2 separate regions of the Homo sapiens genome follow, and region 2 is linked to region 1. The links are chromatin loops, found by intact Hi-C in ENCODE. Cell type or tissue: dorsolateral prefrontal cortex. All regions are shown on one strand.

What was found. Peaks named below come from ENCODE experiments on the same cell type or tissue, not always from the same donor. Only the 100,000 strongest peaks of a DNase experiment are listed, where the experiment ranks them.
Region 2: a loop joins it to region 1, with 2.5 times the contacts of the local background. A loop is called at or near these places in 1 of 110 quality-filtered maps.

What each region holds. Positions count from the first base shown.
Region 1 is chr14:93,428,548-93,433,547 of GRCh38, reverse strand. UNC79 (unc-79 subunit of NALCN channel complex) reads right to left here and starts at 2,609. Exons shown (of 52, transcript NM_001395159.1): 1 at 2,497-2,609. The coding sequence starts at 2,518. In dorsolateral prefrontal cortex, no CTCF peak of the experiment used is centred here; DNase peaks (open chromatin) are centred at 2,097, 2,407 and 2,877; H3K4me3 peaks cover 3,902 bases; H3K27ac peaks cover 1,889 bases.
Region 2 is chr14:93,379,409-93,384,408 of GRCh38, reverse strand. It overlaps a transcript of UNC79 not described here. Among named protein-coding and RNA genes, the nearest start is that of COX8C, 35 kb to the right of the region's middle. In dorsolateral prefrontal cortex, no CTCF peak of the experiment used is centred here; no DNase peak of the experiment used is centred here; H3K4me3 peaks cover 279 bases; H3K27ac peaks cover 1,124 bases.

The DNA.
Region 1 (5,000 bases):
TCCCTGACCTTTCCTTCTCTTGCTCCTTACACGTAGCTAAACTTCTACCAAGTCCAAGGATAAAATGCTGCCAATCTGCGTTCTTTTTATAAAAAGTATTTGTCCTTCATGAACATCAACTATGCAGCCTATTGTGTTTTTGCTTTATTTTCAGGTACATAACATACACGAAAATGTCAATCCACTCATGTTAGTGCATATTAACAGAAAAAGAAAAGAGATTCCTTAATTACCTTCATTCTAAATACAGATATCTAAAAACATCCATAGCATCCTTAACCTTTCCACAGCCTACTCCCATTTACCTCCTTTGCCCTCCAAACCCTTAAGACTAAAGCAAAGATAGCTCCTACTACAATTCCTTACTTTAAAGATGGAAACTCTGAGGCACAAAACTATTAAGTTAATTGCCCCGTGTCTCACAATTAATCAGAAGGACATACAAAGCTCAAGTCCACATGTTCTAGCTCCAGATATGGTGTCCTTTTCATCCTCTACAGATGAAAAAAATCTGTTTCACTAACACGTCTAAAATAGCTACTTAAGTCCACTAATTGCTCTACAGAATCAAGTCCATAGATAGATTTTATTCATTGCCCAGGAAAGAGACAAGACAAAGCATCCAGTCCATTTCAAAATGTAACAAGGAAGAGAAAACACAGGAAGAGGACAGTAATACTCACTGGCTTTAGCCTGAAATTACTTACGTAATATGTAACTACACAATCAAATGACAGGTGGTGTTTTTTCCTTTAAAAACCATACTATAATAAAACCACTTGGCTTTATTATAATATCAGGATGTGATATTCTCAAGTGGGAGGTTCTACATGGACTCAAACTATGTTACCATTCCTCAAAACAGAATGCACCCAATTTTTTTCAAAAACCTCTGTAAAAGCAAAACTTAATTTTGAATGTAGATTTAACTTTCAGAAACATGCAAAAAAAATCACAAGAGAGCTTCCTAACTATTTAGAGGAGATGGACTATTTAAAAGTGGGCAATGCTTGTCATTATCATAGCCATCATTTATTGAGTACATTCTATGTGCTAGGCTCATTACTAAACCTTTTATATGTATTCTCTCATTCCCCACAACAACCCCATCAGCATGATTAGCCCAGGTTTACAGATGAGGAAATAAAGTTCAGAGAGGTCAATTATCTTGCCCAAGGTCAAACAGTAGCAAAACTAAGATTGAAACTCAGATCTTCCGGATTCCAAAAAAACATAAAGAAGTAAAAGCACTGGGTGGTAGGTGGGCATGCACAATTTCTAATGAACCATCAATCTGAGAATTCTATAAGCCTTCAGTTTATTTAATTTATCTGGTGAATAAATGACATACTGCATTTTATCATATATAAGATATTGCCCTCAAATAATGAGACTACTGTTTTGTGTGTCTCAAAAACCGGCTTTAGTAGCCATTCCAAAGAAGAATTACAAAGACTTTTAAGTAGTGACAGCATTATCCATATAACGTGTACTGCTTTGGAAGAAAGGAGTCAATCTAGGTGAATAAGTTCTGGTATATTGTTAAAAATTCAAACTTACTGCTTAATAAAAACGTCTTTTATTTACAATCTGAAGTTTAAGCTCCTGAATCCCTCAAGCCCTCAAGTGTACTCGGAAAAAGGCTTCACATTGATCAACCTACCAAGCACACACCGAAGGCCTACTAGTGCGCACTGCAATAAGACAGACTATGGGAACCATATTAGAAACTTACTCCATCCACAAGGAGTTAGCAGGTTGCTTCCAACCACGCACACAGTCAGTCATTACTGGGACAACCAAAATCCTCCGGTGCTATGGGCTGCCCTACAAAGGAAGCCTGCTCTTTGGAACAATAATTAGATCAATTAGGTCATTTTCCCAGAGCTCCTTTCACTTTCTTGTAAGCACCGCATGGTTGTGGTTGGTTTTGACATTGGTGTTGGCATTAGTGAGTTAATTTTCCTCTTGCCTGGCTCCCTGCTCCCTCCCCCTTCTCTCCCTTCTTGCCTCTTCCACCCGAAGTGGAAACTGCAGACTCAAACTCCCCTATGGCTCCAGCACCAAGAACTGGGCATGCTCAGAAGGCCAGGCAGGCTTTGGTTGCAACTGACAGTTCCCCGCCCCTGATTTGCCGCTACCCCCCTTCCCCCACTCCAACAAGAGATACTGAAATGTTTATCTGAAAGATACGAGGCCTCTTTTTCCCGAGAATGACCCCATTTTAATTTCATTTCGCAGGGTCTCTGAGTCTTGAGAAACCCCCGCTGGAGCCCGAGGAAGACCGTATTATTTTTCAGCACCGGGGACAGCGCCGCGCTGCCATTAACGTCCACCCTCCCCCACCTTCTCTCTCCGCCACCCCCCACCCGCCCCAACCTCAGCCCCCACCCCCGCACCAGCACAATGCCAAGGTCTCCCAGCAGCCGCAAACGCCGCAGCTGCAATAGCTCCCAGCCGAGGCCGGGCCGGAATGCCGGGCCGGCTGCTACTTACACTGCTCCGCTTTGGTGGACATGGTGCTGTCCAGTTGGAAAGGCTTTGCCCCAAAATCTGTGTCGTGTGAGCTCCCTCGCTCCGCCAGCGATGTTGCGAGGAAAAGAGTGCATACCCCCCACCCCCCACCCCCTCGCTTTCCCCCTCCCTTAGGCCCGTGTCGCTACCATTCGGACAAAACGCACATCAAATTGCAGAATTCGGTCCCGGAAGGTTAGGAAATCGCCCCCGGAGAAATGGGTGGGATTTAATAGGCGGCCAAAGGCTTCCTGTCCGTCCCCTCCTGGAGCTGCCCGCGTTGATGTGGGCGGGGAGACCGAAAGGAGAGAGCAGGCTGCGGCTCCTGGTGAAATGGGAAAATGGGCTCGACCGGGGGAGGAGTATTTCCATTCATAAGGCGCACGGAGGGGACGGGTGTTTCCCAGAGAAAAGCCTCTTAAAGCGCCGGAGTCCCCGACCATTTGGATCTCCCATTGGCGTTCTCCGGGCCTGTAAATCCTGCTCCCGGAGCAGCCCCCGGAGCCTCAGCAGGGTGACCAGAGAGGGACCCAGGTGCGTCCCACGCTTCGTCTCAACCTCGGGGAGGAAGGAGAGGGAGGCGGATCCGGGGCGGGCTGGAGCGCCGGGGCCGGAGGGCGCGAGGATGTTCCTGAGGACCGCGAGGAAGAAAATGCAGGAGGAACCCTCAGCATGGCTTCCCTGTGCGCTGCGGTCCCTGCCCTCGCCTCCCCTCTGCGATGGGCTCTCCTGCTGATGATTGGGGATGGGAGGTCCCACTGCCAGGGGGCTGTGACAAGACTTTAGAAGTTGGGGCTGAAGGAAGGAGGAGATGTCCACGGATGGTGAAGCTGGAAGGGCCACAGAAAAGGAAGATGAAAGACTGAAGACAGGAAGACCCCAGGTGTGCTCCCTTGCAGCCATCCCAGCTGGACAGGGACACATTAGGAAGCCCCTCGACTGGAAAACCGAAGGCAGCGGGAAAGGAAGGCAATAGACGAGGGCATCGTGCATATTAATAGGAAGATATCCAAAGAATCCACTACAGAATGGAGAGACACTTGGAGTCGGGAAGAACCAGATTCAAGACCCACTTTTACCACTTACTCACTCAAGGACCATCTTCTAATCTCCCTACACCTCCGGTTCTTTATCTGTAAAATGGGAACATTAAAACCTTGCCCTGTCACCTGAAGAGTTACTGGGCAGATCGAATGGATGCGCAAGTCCTTGTAAACTAAAAGTACGGCACAATCCCCAACCATTATGTCCATTCTTCATTCAAATAGTTTAATTTGTTAAAGCTGAGGGGCATGGTCATAGCAGGTTAATTTAGTAAAAGTTACAGGAACAAAACGGTAAGTGTTGACAATGACTTTTAATGCTGATAAATCAATGTTTTCCACCTCAGAGAATAAAAGATCCTATTTAGGGAAAGAATTTTAAATTCTGTGTAATATATCAAACTATTCAGGTGAAATCTTGGACAATTAAGAAAAATATTATGAACAAACATCAAGGAAAGATGCTTCTGAGTAGCAAATAAAAAAATCTACAAATAACAGGGAAACTGCCCATAATGATGCACACACAGCACTCAAGTTTCATGGTATTTGCAAAAATGTTCATAAAGGGTTAGTGAATTGGCTCTTTGGGTTGCATATGTGATTGGACTCTGACATCCTGCTGATTGGCAGGTTGCTCTGGCTAATCAGCTATCATTCCATGTCATTGTTCATTCCCAAAACCACATCCCAAAGAGAAGTTCCATTTATTAGTAAAAGATAAATGATTATGTGAAGCATGATGCCAAAGAGTTCGTTCTGAGTAAAAAGAAATTGGAATCATTCTAAAGAAAATATGAATATAATGAACATTCCTGAGAAGATGACAAACACTTTGTATGACTAAAAGAAAGCTCAATGGGTTATTCAGAAAATTCTTGGAAGCCTGAGGCTTTGATAAAGAAAACAGTAATTGGAAATTAACACACATGAAAAAGAGGTGTCTTGGATAATACAGAAACAAAGGACAAAGTATGTGTTGGAAACCTATTATCCCTTTATCTGCTTAACAATCTTTCATTTGTCATCAATTAACCCTCCCGTTACTGAGTTAAGGGAGAGTATAATGGTGTTAAGTCATGGACTGAGGAGTTAGACAGCCTGGGTTTGAATTCCAGCTTTGCCTCTCATGATCTGTGTAACCTGGTGCAAGTTACTTAACTTCTCCATGCCTCGACTGCCTTACCTGAAAAATGGTCATATCATAGTCACATTAAAGGTTGTCAGGAATAAATAAGTATATATATGAGAATCTAGAACAATGACACATATGAGTGATGGCTGCTATTAGCATTACTGCTGAAACTCCTCAAATGCACCCAATCCATTCAGGTTAGTTCTGATGCTTCGGAGCCTCCAAAGCCTGATAGCACCCATATAATTGAGACTCTAATCATCAACCTAGGCACTCACAGCTTGAGCCTTCTGACATGCCCATTAACT
Region 2 (5,000 bases), 49 kb after region 1:
TATCTCACCCCAGTTAAAATGGCTTCTATCCAAAAGTTAGACAATAACAAATGCTGGAGAGGATGTGGAGAAAAGGGAACCCTTGTACACTGTTGGTGGGAATGTAAATTAGTACAACCACTATGGAGAACAGTTTGGAGGTTCCTCAAAAAACTAAAAACAGAGCTACCATTTGATCCAGCAATCCCACTCCTTAGGTATATACCCAAAAGAAAGGAAACAAGTAAATCTAAGAGATATCTGCACTCCCATGTTATTGCAGCACTATTCATAAGATCCATTTGGAAGCAACCTAAGGGTCCATCAACAGATGAGAGATTGTATTAGTCCATTTTCATGCTGCTGATAAATGCATACCCAAGACTGGGCAATTTACAAAAGAAAGAGGTTTATTGGACTTACAGTTCCACATGGCTGGGGAGGCCTCACAATCATGGCAGAAGGTAAAAGGCAAGGAGGAGCAAGTCACATCTTACATGGATGGTGGCAGACAGAGTTTGTGCAGGGAAACTCATGTTTTTTGAAACCATCAGATCTCATGAGACTCATTCACTATCATGAGAACAGCACAGGAAGGACCCAGCCCCGTAATTCAATCACCTCCCACTGAGTTCCTCCCATGACACATGGGAATTGTGCGTGTTACAATTCTAGATGAGATTTCGGTGGGGACACAGGTGTGAGCCACCGTGCCCAGCCTAAGTTTTTTTTAAGTACTTGCCACAGCCAACCCAGCCTTCTGCAACCACCACCCTGATTAGTCAGCAGTCATCAACATCAAGGCAACACCAGCAGAGAGTACACCTTGCTGTAGGTTCATATGATCATTCATATTATTTAGCAATAAAGTATTTTTAAATTAAGATATGCATATTGTTTTTTAGACATAATGCTATTGTGCAGTTAACAGACTATCGCATAGCGTAAACCTACCTTTCATATGTACTGGAAAGCCAAAAAATGTATGTGACTCATTTTATTGCTATATTTGCTTTATTGCAAGGGTCTGGAATGGAACCCACAATACCTTCAGGGTATGCCTGTAGATTATTAGACAACATTTTTTCTACTTGTCTTCCCTACCCACCCATAACCATTTTCTTCAACAACCCCAGCTCCCACTTCTCCCCATCTTCTTCTGAAGAAAGAAAATGAAAACTACACTTCAGGTGCAAAGTAGGCCATGGTGAATGCTAAGCTGAGAATGAACCCACAATCTCTCTCACAAAATTATATGACCATGAGAAAGACCCAAAACGGTCCCAGTATATGAAAGTTAATTCCTCTAAGACGTCTTTCAAGACCAGTTCAAATGACACACCCTCCATAAAGGAAGAGGTTCTACTTGATTTTCTATCCCAGCTAAATATTCTTTCTTTAGCCTTTCAGATAATAAGCCATTTTATTCCCATTCTTTTATAATATTTATCATATTCTATCTTAAATTCTAAAATAAAACTGGGAGATTAGACATTCTACCTTGTCTAGTCTGCTATTTTATTTTAGGTTAGTGACAGACTTTTTGTATCCTCATGGAGTGTAAAGTATTTTGGTACATGCATTAGATCAATCAGTATTTAATATTGATGCGGCAGTGGTAACTCTTCTTACTAACTGATGAGGAGGAAGATAAAATGGATGGAATCTGGAATCAGAACACATGGATTCCAGAACCGACTCTACCACTCACTAAATATGGACCTTGGGCAAGTCATTTAACCTCTCAGAGCCTCAATTTCTTCATCTGCATCTGCATCTGTCTTACTCATTTTTATATCTTCAGGTGCTGGGCACCAAGAAGGTACTCATTAAATACTGAGTAAATGAATAAAAAAATTATGCAAAAATAGTATGCAAACTATTAACGATTGGCATGCAATTTATTAAGCCCTATTTTGTAGGGACTATACATATATTCCTGAGGAAGGGAAGGAATATAATAATAATCTTCCTCTGGAATATATACACAGTCCTTTCTGCCATGTAAGGTAACATCTTGACATCTTGACAGGTCCTGAAGATTCAGACCTGGACATCTTTGGGGAGTGGGAAGGCAAGCATGATTTTGTCTACCACATACTCTTACACATTCAGAATAAGAAAATAGTGTTCTTTTCTTCTCAAAGCTGCTCTGAAGTTCATTTTTAAAACCAAGGCATGGAACAGGGTGGGTGGAAATATCTCAGGCAATTTGCAGCCTCCTGAGATATGTGGGTTACACTTGGCCAGTAATAAATCTCCCCATCAGAGGCACATCTATTACATACCTTGTATTATTAGGAACCAGAAGATAAATAGATACAGATACAGACACTGAATTCTGAATTCGGAAATTAATAATATGTCCAGTTCAGGGAATTTTTAAAATATCTTAACTTCATTTAAAGTTTCTCCTTTCCTCCAGAAAGGCAGCATGGTTGGTCTTTTTAGTTTCCAGCTTAGCTTGTCTATTCCTCCTCCCTTACTAGTTCACACTTGGCTTTCCTAAGACTGAAAGCTTGAGGGAGGGCCAGGCTGATAAGAGTCAAGGTGAAAGAAAGGTCTTATTTGACTCATACTCTTTTGTAAATCTACCTCTAAAGCTCTCTGACCATGGCAAGTGTTTAAAGCTGACACTTCCTCTAGAGGACACTTTTGTCTTTCTTTGAAGTTCATACACCAGCAGTTCCCGTGACACATGCAAATATATCTCTTCTGGAATGTTCTCCTAGCATTCTACTCTTAGGAATCTGGGAGTATACCTCCTCTTCTTCCCACTGAAGTATTCTCAACTCTCTAGATGATGTTTTTAGGCAGACTCTTAAGACAATCCCATCTGTCTCTTCCTCTTGCTCCAGAAGCCCTCATCTGGCCTACCAGTAGCACGCTTCTTGAGCACTATTGGTGGGAATGTTGCTATTTTCCAAACCCAGCTCACTCTTCATCAAAAGCCCTGACAGGGCAGCTCCAGACACAGCCTGTCATCCTCTGGATGATTCAGCTGCATGAACCCCAAACCCTAGGACACATACATGAAGCTCCATGAGTGATTCCATTAAAGTTCCTCTCACTAGCCTTTAAATGAGGGAAAAGCACCCACACTCCTTCTGGGGGGAGTCACAACCCCAACATCCGTCATCAGATAATCCCATGATATTCCTAACAATACCTCTGGGCTTCTCTAATTTCTTTTATAGGCTAGAAGTAGTTCGTCAGCTAAAGATTACAAAACCAGCTTCCCTTTCAAATCTGCTTCATGATCTTCCATCTCACTTTAGAACTGGAACTAGTTAGTACCTTTATCTTGGGGTCTGGGCCAAAACTGAGGCAACATAATCAAACCATAACATTCCATTCCATGTATTTGTTTTTACAAAATTAATGTATTTCCTCTACTAAGAATAAAATTCCATATGGGACACATCCGTTTTGTTTATCACTGACTATCTAAAGCACTCAATAAATACTTACTAAATGACTGACAAATACTAACAAATCAGCAAAACTCCCTGGCTCTCAAAAACTCAGAAACTATATTAATTTCATACATTTGTATGCTATTTTCAGATTCCTCCAGAATATCTCTGCAGTGTGGCTATATATTACAATTTTGGCAAAAACATGAGTATAAGAGTCACCAGAAAAATCTATACACTGAATATAAAGTAAAACATTAAACAAGCATCTTTCATTCAATCCAACAAATATTGATTGAGTACCTTCTATATACCACAGACCACGCCAGGTACTAGTGTACAGTGATGAACAAAACAGCCAACATCTGGCCTTCATGGAGCTTATAGTCTAACAGGGGATGCACACAAACAAAGCTCTTACTGCAAAAGTTCAATTTCACATAAATATGGTGAAGAATATGCATAGGGTGTACTCATAGAAAATAAAAGAAGGAAGCAAGGAGACCACCTTAGAGTGGTCAAAGGGGATTTCTCCAAGCAAATGACATTTAAACTGAGACCTGAAGATAAGCAGTAGCCCTGTAGGATGTGGGAGGGGAGTGGAGAAGTCTCCCCGAGCAAAGGCTCTGACATGACCCTTAATCTGGGGAGGAAAGTGGGATGGGAAATGGGGGAAGGCAGTCTTCATACTTTTTACTACATATATGATCTTCATTTTTTACAACAAACATATATTAATGTGTCATTTTATAATGAAAAAATGTTTACTCTGACTTTGGAATTGAATATTATATCTTGGTTCAAATTTTTCCTGAACCTGGAGATAGAAAAATGTCATCCTCCCCCTCCTACTCTACCCATCCCACCAATAAGGAGAGCAAATCTGACATATGCATCTACTACGTGCCAGCTTCCTTACTTATGTTGTGTCTTTAATCCTCAGATCAACCCTGTGAAGTTAAATTGAGGAAGAGAGAAGTGAAGTAATTTTCCCAGACTCACAATACTATGAGGTGGCAGAGCTGGGACTGAAATTCTGGTCTGTACAAACTCTTGCTCATGAAATTTAAAATGCAAAGTGACATCAATATTTGAGAAGCCCTGAATCCAATGGGAAGTCTAATATCTTGCAAATTTTTTTATTATTTTTATTTTATTTCAATAGCTTTTGGGGAACAGATGGGTTTTGGTTACATGGAAAAGTTCTTTAGTAGTGATTTCTGAGATTTTGGTGCACCCGTCACCCAAGCAGTGTACACTGTACCCAATGTGTAGTCTTTTATCCCTCACCCCCCTCCCACCCTCCCCCTGCAGTCCCCAAAGTCCATTATATCATTCTTATTGCATTCAGGTTTCCAAAATGTACTTCTGCAAATTAGAATCCCAAGCAGCCACAACAATTGGTTTAATGGGTGATTTTAAATATGAATTGTATATTAAGGTAGGTAGAAATCATAGTGAAGAAATCTTGCAGTTTATTAAAGTCTGAAATATACCAAACGAGGTGTATGATAAATGTCTGCAGGATGTAAGGTGATACTTGGGCTTAAAGTCATGAAACCTTTAATATTTATGGCCAACTACAGAAATCTCCCTAATTTGCCA